Linked DNA regions of Homo sapiens: all the other regions are linked to region 2. The links are chromatin contacts, found by Hi-C or POLR2A ChIA-PET in ENCODE. All regions are on one chromosome and are shown on one strand. The core of a region is the stretch at or near the end of the contact, and the rest is flanking DNA. Distances in the headings are between cores, read along the strand shown.

Region 1 (3,836 bases), core at 1,337-3,836, 270 kb after region 2:
TAGCTTATCCTCTAGGCCAGCCTGGCTTTTTAATGTAGCTGAAAACATCTGTGTTGCTGTTGCTTCTGTCTTTCTATGCCAGAGCCTTCCTGAGGCCTGTGGGGAAGGGTGTGAAGGATAATGATTTGACAAAATGTCCTTCATGGCCAGGCAGGCAGCATTCTTCTGGTGGCCTTAGCAAGGGAATGGGTTTTATCTCTGGTAGGGAGAAAGGGGCTTGAGGCTGGACTTAAGAGTGCTACTAAGGGGATAAGACTTAGGTAAAAGAAGGCAGTAGTAGCAAGTGGGGCTTCAGGGAGGGCCAGGTAGCTAACATCTGGTATGGGTCACTGTGAGTCGAATGCCATTACTGTCCTTATATTCCAGTTTTCAGGGCTGTCCCATGGTCAATATGAAGAAAACAGAGGGCTTTCTTTTCAGTCTAGTATGCTTATTCTGGGGTTTCCTCTGTCTCCTCATGCCATATTCTCATTGTCACCTCTGCCTGCTCTGAGTATCTTGTCAACTGAATTGCTATCCCTTTTGTTTTTGCTCTGTTCTCCCCCTGCCTTTCTAATTTCTACTATCTCTTCTTTATACCCTTCCTCAGCTTTGTCCTAATGGGCTTAGCTTTTCTAACTATCTCCAGCCGTTGAGAATGTTGACAGGCTCAGCAGTTGCAGTCTCTCACTATATCTTTGTCATTACTACACTGGGTATCCTGCATACTGTACCCCCATCCCCATGCACACTTTTTTTTTTAAGTGCTCAGAGCTATTGCGCTTAAGTGGGAGCTCCAGATAAGTAAGACACTCTTCAGAGGTTGGTGGGAAGTAGGGCTTTACACCATGGATCAATCTCCTGCTGCTTATATGTTCTCCTTTGCCAGTGACCTTTGTACTGTAGTCATTTCATGGGTGTGAAGTCATGTAGCATGTGGCAAATTACTTGACTAAGGGAGCAGCCTCATCATAGCTCTGTGTCTGTGACAGTCAGCATTGTTCTTGTCCATTCAAAATCTGTTGGTCTGAATACCTCTTTCTTATTGTTATATGCTTAGATATTCATTTTGTGGTAATTTTTATTTTGCCAGAGGTTTCTTTGTCAGTATCATGGTATTTTTAGATAAAACCTTGGGACTCCCTGGAATAGATGTGTATAATTATTCTTTCTTCCTAGGACTGAAACTCAGACTACAGGTGCAGAAAACAAAGCTAAAAAGCTTACATTGCCTCTATTTGGTGCCATGAAAGGAGGAAGCAAATTCAAATTAAAAACTGGAACAGTAGGGGTAAGTTGTGAGTCAGGGTGTTAAACTTTTAGCCCTTGAGTTATCCCTGAGCTAATTTTTCTCTTTTCTTTTTTGAAACTACAAATGACTCATTCCATAGTAATGTGAGAAAGGGCTGTGGGCTTGGTATGATCACATCTTTCCCAGAACTTGGTTCTTGGATTCTTTTTTTTTTTTTTTTTTGGAGACAGAGTCTCACTCTGTCACCAGGCTGGAGTGCAGTGGCGTGATCTCGGCTGACTGCAACTTCCGCCTCCCGGGTTCAAGCAATTCTCCTGCCTCAGCCTCTCGAGTAGCTGGGACTACAGGCGTGCTCCACCATGCCCAGCTAATTTTTGTATTTTTAGTAGGATGGGACTTCACCATGTTGGCCAGGATGGTCTCCATCTCTTGACCTCGTGATCCACCTGCCTTGGCCTCCCAAAATGCTGGGTTTATAGGCATGAGCCATTGTGCCTGGCCAGTTTGTGGATTCTTTTTCTCAGCTTAGGGTTATCAAGAATTGATGAATTAATTTATGCCAATCAATTTGCAAGTAAATGGTTTGTAAATTAGAATCATAGTTTATTAATTTCTCATGAATGTTGCATTTAAGAATGGGTCTCCTGCATTAAATGCTTTTCCCCAGGTGGATAGATGTAGTGTTCAGACTCACCAACATTTAAGAACATAGTGTGTGCACTTGCCTCTGCCATATGATTTTTCTTCATTTAATCCTTCCAACACCTTTTGCTGTGTGGGAATTATTGCCTCTTACAAATGAGGAAATAGAGTCAGAGAAGTTAAATACCAGATCACACCAGCGTTATGTAACTAAGCTGGTAATCAGATCCAGGTCTGTCTCTTGAGCTTTATGATTTCCCTGCTACCCTACAATATATGTCTGTCTGTATGTTTTTGCTTTATCTATATTCCTATTCATAGATTCAGCTTTTAAAAGGTTTTCATTACCCCTAAGAGCTGAACCTTGAGTATTAGTTTGCTAGGGCCACCATAACAAAATACTAGGGATTGGGCAGCTTAAACAACAGAAATTTATTTGTTCACAGTTGCCAGCAGGGTTGGTTTCCTCTAAGGCCTCTCTGCTTACCAATGGCTGCCCTCTTGCTGGCTCTTCAGATGGCCATCCCTCTGTGCACTTGCACTCCTGGTGTCTCTTCTTCTTCTTCTAAGGACATGAGTCATACTGAGTTAGGGCCCCACCCTAATAGTGTCATTTTAATTCAGTTTAATTTAATTTACAGTCATATTCTGAGGTACTGGGGCTTGGGACTTCAAACATGAATTTGGGCAGCAGGGGGCACAATTCGTCCAAAACACCCTGAATTAGGGTATACTGCCCTCTGGTGGCAGAAATCTGAAGTCCTAGCTATGTATTCTTTTTGTTTGTTTCATTGAGAGACAGTCTCACACTGTCACCCAGGCTGCAGTGCAGTGGCCATCTCGGCTCACTGCAACCTCCTCCTCCCGGGTTCAAGCGATTCTCCTGCCTCAGCTTCCCGAGTAGCTGGGATTACAGGCACCCACCACCACGCCCAACTAATTTTTTGTATTTTTTTTTAGTAGAGACAGTTTTTCACCATGGCCAGACTGGTCTCGAACTCCTGACCTCATGATTCACCTGCCTCGGCCTCACTATGTATTCTGAATGAGTAATGGTTTACCTAACAAGTAGGCTTTTCAATCTGTTGCGGTGGGGACTTAGGTTTTAAATAGAAAACTTTTTACTAAACAGCCCTCCTTAGAGAATTTTAGAACTAAGTCCTATATTTAAAAGATAATATAGGCCGGGCGCGGTGGCTCATACCTGTTATCCCAGCACTTTGGGAGGCCGAGGTGGGTGGATTGCTTGAGCTCACTAGTCGAGACCAGCCTGGGCAACATGGTGAAACCCCGTCTCTACTAAAAATACAAAAATTAGCTGAGCACGGTGGCCTGCGCACCTATAACCCCAGCTACTCAGGAGGCTGAGGCAGGAGAATCGCTTGAACCGGGGAGGCAGAGGTTTCAGTGAGCTGAGATCGCACCACTGCACTCCAGCTTGGGCCACAGAGCAAGACTCTGTCTCAAAAAAAAAAAAAAAAAGATATAACCAAGATATGCTTTGGTTCCTTCCCTCTATTCCATAACTGTGATCAACCTTTTCTAATAAATACTTTTATTGAATGGCTTTGATTAGAATATTTAGCTTTATTCTTTGAGAAATGTCTTCCTCCTTTTCTTCAGGATCTGTTTGATGGATTTACATGCCTTGTTTCCTTGAAATTACGCTAAGTCTAAAATGAAAAAGCAGCACAAATGACTTATTTCTGATTGTCTGATTTATTCCTTAGAAGATTTTGTAATCAATTGAAATCCTTTAATATCATGAGTTATAACAGTCCAGAATTCCTGTAGCTGGCACTCATCTGAAATAACTATTTTAGTTCCTTACAAGCTATTTTCAAGTGTTTTGTATTTAGTAATCTTTGACTCTAGGAACTAATAAAGACACTTGTTTAGGGTCTATAGAGGGGTAAAATTTCATGTCAAAGTCCCACCTCCAGCAGACTTCTGTGGAGTTCAT
Region 2 (4,144 bases), core at 824-3,323:
CGGCCTCCCAAAATGCTGGGATTACAGACGTGAGCCACTGCGCCCAGCCTAGATATTTCTAATAGACAATTACATCTACCAAATAGTTATACTGTGTATGGTGGTGAAATATGAATGCTATGCTTCAGTTTGACATAGATGATTAACAATGTCTAGTGTCTTCAACGATCTGATCCTACAAATTCTTTCCACCAAAACAGTGTCCTAACCTTTCTGGGCCTCAATTTCTTAGCTATAAAATGTGGGAGCCGCAGGGTGTGGTGGTTCATGCCTGTAATCCTAGCACTTTGGGAGACCGAGGCAGGCAGATCACCTAAGTCAGGAGTTCAACACCAGCCTGACCCACATGAAGAAACCCTGTCTCTACTAAAAATACAAAATAAGCCAGGCGTGGTGGCACATGCCTGTAATCCCAACTACTAGGGAGGCTGAGGCAGGAGAATTGCTCGAACCTGGGAGGCGGAGGTTGCGGTGAGCCGAGATCGCGCCATTGCATTCCAGCCTGGGCAACAAGAGCGAAATTCTGTCTCAAAAAAAAAAAAAGGGAGCCAAAGCAGATGAGATGAACTATAGGATACACTCCAATCCTGAAATTTTATACCTAATTATAAAATTGTTATTAAGGTCAGTTATGAATATAAAATTTGAATCGGAAAACAAAACATTTAAGTTCATACTGTCATTCCAGAGCTAACCACAGGGAGGAGCGAGGGATCTGAAACAATTCCCAAGGGAGACAGTATTTCGCTGTTACCTGAAGCCCACCCGGTAGGTGGAGAAACCCTCAATACCAGACAGAGTATTTCCCTGGCCCTTTTGCCTAGACTTCAGAATGCTCTTCACAAAGCCACGGTTAACCCGTCTTCCTCCCTTTCCTCCCTACCGCAGTTTTCCCTCTTCTCTTTTGTAGTTTCACATCAAGTTTTACCTAATACTACTACTTTCCCCCCAATATTTTTCTTTTCCCCTTTTGTCCAGAGTAAAATTTTCTAGAAAAGCCCTTTGTAGGTAGGTTGTGATGAAAAAAATTGATGAAATGACTTACAATCAAAGAAACTATAAACTACAATTACAGGCAAATGAGAATTACTGATTAAGTTTTAGAGAAATCCTAAGAGAGAAAGAAAACGAAGCATAATAAAAAGGAAAACCTAGGGACTGACATAATTCAAGTTTTCCGAAGTTAGTAAAAGGCCCTGAAAAGAGTGCAAATGAGTGACAACTCCTGGAGGTCGGGTCCAGCCTCTGAAATTAACATGCAAGAGCCCAAGGCCAGGCAACCAAAATGTGAAACAGACTCTGCCCGGGGTTCCTTTCACTGTCAAACTCCTAGCCAAAAGAGGCTTCCCACATCAGATATTTTAAATATTAAAATTTAAAAAGTTATTCACATCTATTCACCTCTCCCTTGAAAAACAAATGAATAAATAGCCCCTATTTGCGTCTTTACTCCCACACTAAACCTCACACCGTTGATGAGCCTGGAGGGCTAGGTTGGCACGAGAGGATGGCGCCAAAGCTCGGGGAGAGGGCGGTCAGTGGGCGGAAGGTGCCTCTTCCCACATGGCCGAGCCCTCGCCGCCACTGGCCACCGGCACACGGTCCCCAAGCATCGGGAGCTCCCTCTCGGCCCTGACCCCGCGGTCTCTGTCGCCCCGCAAACGGCCGCTGCGGCCGCAGGCTCCCAATTGGGACCCTTCCCAGGGGAGGACCCCATCCCCCGCTCTCTTTCTCCGTCAGATTCCCGCCCCGCAGCGGCCAGCCTATGGGCCCCTGCCTCCTCACCTCCATGGAGACGCGCCAGCCTTGCATGGCGGAGAAGCCGTAGGGCAGCGGCAGGCGCGGGGCGCCGACCCCGTCCCCGGAGCACTTCACCGTGTTGGGCTGGGAGAGGTAGGCACCCATGGCGGCGGCTGGCCGGCGGCCTCAGGTGCAGGAAAGCTGGGCGCGACCCGTGCCGGAGCCGAAGCCCCGGGGGTGCGCGCGGCAGGAGCAGGCCCCGCGGCGCGACCGACGCAAGGTGCCGGTGAAAGGCGCGAGGCCGGCCAGGAGGCGGTAACGGGACGGGAGCTGTGAGGGAGCGGAAGCGGAAACGGCGCCGCTCCAGACCCCGCCCGGCCTGCGCGGCGGGGCCAGGCGCTGCGGGCAGTCATTTCCTTAGCAACTCGCCCCGCCCGCAGGGACAACGGCCCGCCCAACGGCCGCTCCCGCGAGACTAGCGCGACCACGCCCACCAACGGCCGCCGTCCTACTCCGCTTCCTCGCGCAGGTGGCAGGTCGCCTCTGGCAGAACCTCTTCCTTCGTTCCCAGTCCCCAGCCTCTTGGCGTTTTGTCTGACGCCTCTTTTGTGTCGGACTCGACGCTTTCAGCCCGTCCTCCAGTGTTTTCATCCCCCTCTCCCCAACGTTGCACTCTCAGACTCCGCAAACCCCGCCCGATTTGGTTCAATTAAAGTTGACCAGTATTTGTTCCGAGCTTAGGAAGTACTTGGCCAGGCCATGCGAGGCCTATATGAGAAGAATGTGAGTCTTTTCTGAAAGCGAAGACCTCGATCTGTGATATAATTCGAGTTAATACAATGTAGAAATGTTTGGTACAGCCTATTCTGGGTGGGAAAAGCTCAAGGATGGGAGGAGGAGCTGTTTCTTGGAGGATTGAAAGGATGTAGGCTCTCAGAGAGGATGCCTCTGGATTGCATTATGCCACAGGAAAAGGGAATAATGTTATAAGGTTTGGAGGAGTGAGGGAAGAATGTGAACTGCATTTGGGGAGGATTTCTGAGGAAGCTGGCTGGACTCGGAGAATGATTGTAAGTGGTAATATTAACTAGCTAGCTTGATAAAAAGAAGCGCCAAGATGAGTGACTTGGACTTCATTGTCGTCCTGGTGTAACCTTTGGCATCGTTTGTCTAGTCTTTGTATGCAGTGTACATTGGAGGGAGAGAGTCTGGGGCACTGTTGTGTTGTTGTTTTTTGTTTGTTTTTGAGACAGAGTCTCGCTCTGTCGCCCAGGCTACAAGCTCCGCCTCCCGGGTTCACGCCATTCTCCTGCCTCAGCCTCCCGAGTAGCTGGGACTACAGGCGCCCGCCACCACGCCTGGCTAATTTTTTGTATTTTTAGTAGAGACGAGGTTTCACCGTGTTAGCCAGGATGGTCTCCATCTCCTGACCTCGTGATCCGCCCGCCTCGGCCTCCCAAAGTGTTGGGATTACAGGCGTGAGCCACCGCACCCCGCCTACTATTGTTTTTTTTTTAAGACAGAGTTTCGCTCTTGTTGCCCAGGCTGCAGTGCAGTGGCGCTATCTTGGCTCACTGCAACCTCCGCCTCCCAGGTTCAAGCGATTCTCCTGCCTCAGCCTCCCGAGTAGCTAGGATTCCACGCCTGGCTAATTTTTGTATTTTTAGTAGAGACGGGGTTTCACCATGTTGGCCAGGCTGGTCTCGAACTCCTGACCTCGTGATCTACCCGCCTCAGCCTCCCAAAGTGCTGGGATTACAGGCGTGAGCCACCGCGCCTGGCCTGGGGCACTGCTACTAGTTAGAGAGCTCTTACTCTAAGCAGGAGATGAGAAGAGCTGGGAGTAAGGTGGTACCACGCAGGGTGGCAATGGGAATCCAGATGAAAGGACAAATTAGACAATAACAAATAAGACAGATTTGGTAATAAATTGCATTCAAGGGATGGAGAGAAAAGGAGAAATTCTCCAAACTATGACAAAATTGATTCTTTTCAGCCGGGCACAGTGGCTCACACTTGTAATCCCAGCACTTTGGGAGGCCAAGGGGGGGTGGTGGATCACTTGAGGCCAGAAGTTCGAGACCAGCCTGGCCAACATGTGAAACCCGTCTCTACTAAAAATACAAAAATTAGCCAGGCGTAGTGGTGCGCTCCTGTAATCCCAGCTACTTGGGAGGCTAAGGCAGGCGAATAGCTTGAACCCCAGAGGCGGAGGTTGCAGTGAACCAAGATGGCGCCACTGCACTCCACCCTGGGTGACAGAGCAACTCCGTCTCAAAAAAAAAAAAAAGATTCTTTAAAAAGATAAAACTAATCATGGCTTCTTCATGCTCTTCCGATAGTCCAAATTCCTTATAGTTTACAAGACCCTTCATGCTAATCATCCAGATTCACGTATGCCTCT
Region 3 (4,111 bases), core at 1,494-3,993, 380 kb before region 2:
ACTGTATCTCAGAGCTACCGGATGCAAAGTCAGCCATGGTCAGGCCTAAGGGGGCTGGAGGACAGGTAGAAGGAGGCAGCAAGATATGCTCATCTCCCACCCCCTGCCTTCCCCTACCAACACTTCACACAGCCACATTTACCCTTCCAAAAGAGTGGATTATGCCACCCTCTCACTGGTCTCCCAGGGCCTGAAGGATAAAGTCCAGATTTGGCAGGCAAGTTCCTTGGCATATGGGCTCAGATCCCTTTCCAAACTCATAAGAGGCTATTGTTGCATTGCTATAAAGAAACATCTAGACTGGGTAATTTATAAGAAAAGAAGTTTAATTGGCTCACAGTTCTGCAGACTGTATAGGAAGCATAATGCTGACATCTGCTTCTAGGGAAGCCTCAGGAAGCTTACAATCATGGCGGAAGGCAAAGGGGGAGCAGGCACATCACATGGTAAAAGCAGGAGCGAGCAAGCGAGCGAGAGAGAGAGGTGGTGGGGAGGTGCCACACACTTTTAAATGACCAGATCTCATGAGAACTGGGATCCACCATGAGGGATCCACCACCATGATCCAAACACTTCCCACCAGGCCCAACTGCCAGCGCTGGGGATTACAATTCAACATGAGACTTGGGCAGGGACAAAAATCCAAACTATATCAAACCTCATCACCTCCAAAGTCCCATCAAGCACTGTCCCATTGAACTGCTTCCAGTTTACCACCCTCTAGGCCTTTGTTTTACATCAACAGATCCACACAACTGGCATTTTCTCTCCACCCACCCTAACCCTCAGCCAGTGAACATTCAATTTTGTTTTTTGTTGTTGTTGTTGTTTTGGGTTTTTTGAGACGGAGTTTAGCTCTTGTTGCCCAGGTTGGAGTGCAGTGGCACAATCTCGGCTCACTGCAACCTCCGCCTCCAAGGTTCAAGCGATTCTCCTGCCTCAGCCTCCCAAGTAGCTGAGATTATAGGCCTGCGCCATCATACCTGGCTACTTTTTTGTATTTAGTAGAGATGGGGTTTCACCATGTTGGCCTGACTGGTTTCGAACTCCTGACCTCAGGTGATACCCACCTCGGCCTCCCGAAGTGCTGGGATTACAGGCGTGAGCCACGGCGCCCGGGGAACCAATGAAAATGCTATTTCTCAGAACCTATCTCAGCTGCCGTCTCCTTCGGGAAGCTAAACTCCTTCCTAAGGAATGCATCGCTCCCTCAGCTGTTCATCCTGTAGGAATTTGGACTCTCTTAGTTCTTATCATAATACCTCAGTATGGCAGGTAGGAATCTCATCCTCACACACAGTTGTACATGAAATAGCACATTTCCTTAATTGTGATAAGTCACTTTGATTTTATCTTCCCTCATTCTCCTCTGCTGGCATGCTTCAAGGTTCTGAAGGCTCCCAGGATACTAACACCCTCCACGTGGATGTCTGAGCAGGAACCTGTCTGCAGATGCCTCAAGTCTGGGGCTCTCCATCGCTTCCCTGACACATCTGGAACTTGGGATTGACTCTTATGGTGGGAGGCAGAGCCTGTTCTTTCTCATTGCCTGGAAGGGGAAACCCGGCCCTGGCTGTCCCAGACCCCCAGACTTTTCTCAGCCTCCCATGAGAAGAACTCAGAGGCCAGGAGCGGTGGCTCACTCCTGTAATCCCAGCACTTTGGGAGGCTGAAGAGGGTGGATCACTGAGCCCAGGAGTTTGAGATCAGCCTGGGCAACACAGCAAAACCCAGTCTCTACAAAAAATACCAAAGATTAGCCGGGGGTGGTGGTGGGTCAGGTGATCCGTGGTGGGGGATCACCTGAGCCCTAGAAGTTGAGGCTGCAGTGAGTCGTGATCGCGCCACTGAACTCCAGCCTGGGCGACAAAGCAAGATCCTGTCTCAAAAAAAAAAAAAAAAATTATTCTCCATTCTCCACCTCCTACCCCAGCTCCCCAACACTCTGCCCTTTCCTCAAGCCCCCATCCTCTTCCTTGTTCTTTGGCAATAGATTTGTATAGCCCATTAAACCCGAGGTTTAATCACTAGCAACAGTAAAGCCAGCACTTTCCTAGAAGGAAGGAAGCATTTAATCTTCAATCTCTCCCTAGATATGAGGAGCACTACTTCCCTTCCATCCTTCCAGCTCTACGAGAAAGGAAAGAAAAACAGTGGCCGGGCGCCGTGGCTCACGCCTGTAATCCCAGCACTTTGGGAGGCTGAGGGGTGGGGGTGGGGTGGGTCACTTTAGGTCAGGAGTTCGAGACCAGCCTAGCCAACATGGCGAAACCCCGTCTCTACTAAAAATACAAAAATTAGCTGGGCTTGGCAGCGGGAGCCTGTAGTCCCTGCTACTCGGGACGCTGAGGCACGAGAGTCGCTTGAACCTGGGTGGCGGAAGTTACAGTGAGCTGAGATCGCGCTACTGCACTCCAGTCTGGGCGACAGAGCGCGGCCCTGGCAATCAATCAATCAATTGATCAATAAAGGAAAGAAAAACAGAAACAGTTCTACCAAGTCTCTCAATGCCGTGGCCTTCACATCGACGCTCAATGAACGTTCTCAGAAGGGAATCTCCTCTCCTCCCGGCCTCTTCGCCTGGGCGGGGGCCGCAGGCTGCCGCGGAAGCCTCTTCCCGATGCTCTTCGCTCAGGAGAGCCCGGCCCAGGAGAGGGACTACAAGTCCCAGGCTGCCTTGCGGCGGGCGCCGGGCGCCGGGCGCGCGGTCCTGCGAGGAGACGTGGCAGAGTGCGGCGCGCTCGCGCCGGACCGGAAAGCCGGGGAAGTGGCCGAGGAGGGAGGGCTGCGAGCCATGGCGACCAAGACGGCGGGCGTGGGGCGGTGGGAGGTAGTGAAGAAGGGTCGGCGGCCTGGGGTCGGCGCCGGCGCCGGCGGCCGAGGAGGCGGCAGGAACCGCAGGGCGCTCGGGGAAGCAAACGGAGTGTGGAAATACGACCTGACCCGTGAGTACCCGCCCTGCCCCGCCGCCTACCCCAGGCCTGTCCGGCAGGGTCGCAGCGAGCGGCTCCCAGAACCTGGGCGCGAGCTCGCAGGCACATCCCCGAGCGCCACGCTTGCGTTGTCTCTTTGGAGCCTCACGGGAGGCAGACAGCTCCAGGGAAGGTTGCGGTCCTCACCTCCCAGATGAGTAAACTGAGGCCCAGTGAAGTTGGATACCTTGGCCAGGGTCATGTGTCAGAGGGGCTAGGATTCCGGTCCTCAGACTCTCAGTTCACTGCACACACTCTCCCAGCTGCCCAGGGCCCTAGCTGGTCTCTCTGGGCAGGTGTCTGAGCTTTGAAGAGGTACTGTGGATCATTATACACGGTGCCCCCTCTTTAAGTAACCAGCAGGTCATGGAGGAAGGGACAGGAGGCCCAGCAGTGGGAGAAATGACCGCCACACACTCAACACTCACCAGGAATTATAAGTGACACCTGGTTCTTCCACTGAGGAGTGGAGAAAGATTGCCACTTGTTGATTATAGAGTTGTCATGTCGGAACCAAGAGGCGTTAGGGTAGGACCAAGATGGAAAAAGCTTGTCTTCCCAGACTAGTAGCCACTCACTGAATAAGGCAAACCTCTATATCCAACCTCTCTGCTTGTTCCTACATACTCTGATTTGTCTAATGAAGAACTGCCCCATCTTTATGAAAGAGCCCATAGACTCAAGAGCTGTAATGAAAGAAGCTACCAGGAGAACAGCCTGCCCTGCTCCTTAAGCAGTCCAAGAGGAAGGGGCTTTGAGACAGGCTCTTCCCTGGAGATGAATTAGGTGGCAGTGTGGGGAAAGGGACCACTGATAGGTGAGGCCTTGGGGACTCAAGGGTGGCCTGCCTTTCTCTACCTATCTTCACCCCAGCTGCAATCCAGACCACAAGCACCCTTTATGAGCGGGGCTTTGAGAATATCATGAAGCGGCAGAATAAGGAGCAGGTCCCACCCCCTGCTGTGGAACCTAAGAAACCAGGGAACAAGAAGCAGCCAAAGAAGGTGGCAACTCCTCCCAACCAAAACCAGAAGCAGGGCCGCTTCCGCAGCCTGGAGGAAGCACTGAAAGCTGTGAGTGTGCCTAGACATGAGACGCAGAAAGAATGGGGGCTTGAGATTTAGAGAAGATGAGAGGAG

The links. A loop is a pair of places that touch in the nucleus more often than their neighbours do. ChIA-PET counts read pairs that join two places held with the same protein, here RNA polymerase II (POLR2A). Pooled maps may share reads with other maps.
Region 1: a loop to region 2 is called in a map of mammary epithelial cell, with 20 times the contacts of the local background. The contact joins the enhancer-like site here to the promoter of PPM1G in region 2. A Hi-C loop is called at or near these places in 12 of 168 maps with a recorded cell type or tissue (GM12878, HCT116, HepG2 and 9 more), 11 of 37 single-sample maps with no recorded cell type and 18 of 50 pooled maps. POLR2A ChIA-PET finds 5 or more read pairs at or near these places in 10 of 52 experiments (AG04450, HEK293T, HepG2 and 7 more).
Region 3: a loop to region 2 is called in a map with no recorded cell type, with 16 times the contacts of the local background. The contact joins the promoter of TMEM214 here to the promoter of PPM1G in region 2. A Hi-C loop is called at or near these places in 1 of 37 single-sample maps with no recorded cell type and 6 of 50 pooled maps. POLR2A ChIA-PET finds 5 or more read pairs at or near these places in 2 of 52 experiments (PC-3 and activated CD4-positive, alpha-beta T cell).

The regions. Positions count from the first base shown.
Region 1 is chr2:27,681,090-27,684,925 of GRCh38, forward strand. SLC4A1AP (solute carrier family 4 member 1 adaptor protein) reads left to right here. Exons shown (of 14, transcript NM_018158.3): 9 at 1,159-1,270. Among named protein-coding and RNA genes, the nearest start is that of SLC4A1AP, 19 kb to the left of the region's middle. RefSeq lists an enhancer at 576-1,775. Within about 2 kb of position 2,587, at least 9 of the 41 ENCODE cell types and tissues checked have a DNase peak (open chromatin) inside an H3K27ac peak, as active enhancers do; they include HCT116, PC-3, PC-9 and 2 more, where a contact is called at or near this core.
Region 2 is chr2:27,407,518-27,411,661 of GRCh38, forward strand. PPM1G (protein phosphatase, Mg2+/Mn2+ dependent 1G) reads right to left here and starts at 2,074. Exons shown (of 10, transcript NM_177983.3): 1 at 1,786-2,074. The coding sequence starts at 1,905. RefSeq lists silencers at 1,555-1,634, 1,655-1,704, 1,775-1,964, 2,055-2,244.
Region 3 is chr2:27,030,222-27,034,332 of GRCh38, forward strand. It overlaps TMEM214 (transmembrane protein 214), which reads left to right and starts at 2,744. Exons shown (of 17, transcript NM_017727.5): 1 at 2,744-2,945; 2 at 3,846-4,045. The coding sequence starts at 2,795. RefSeq lists an enhancer at 2,367-2,656.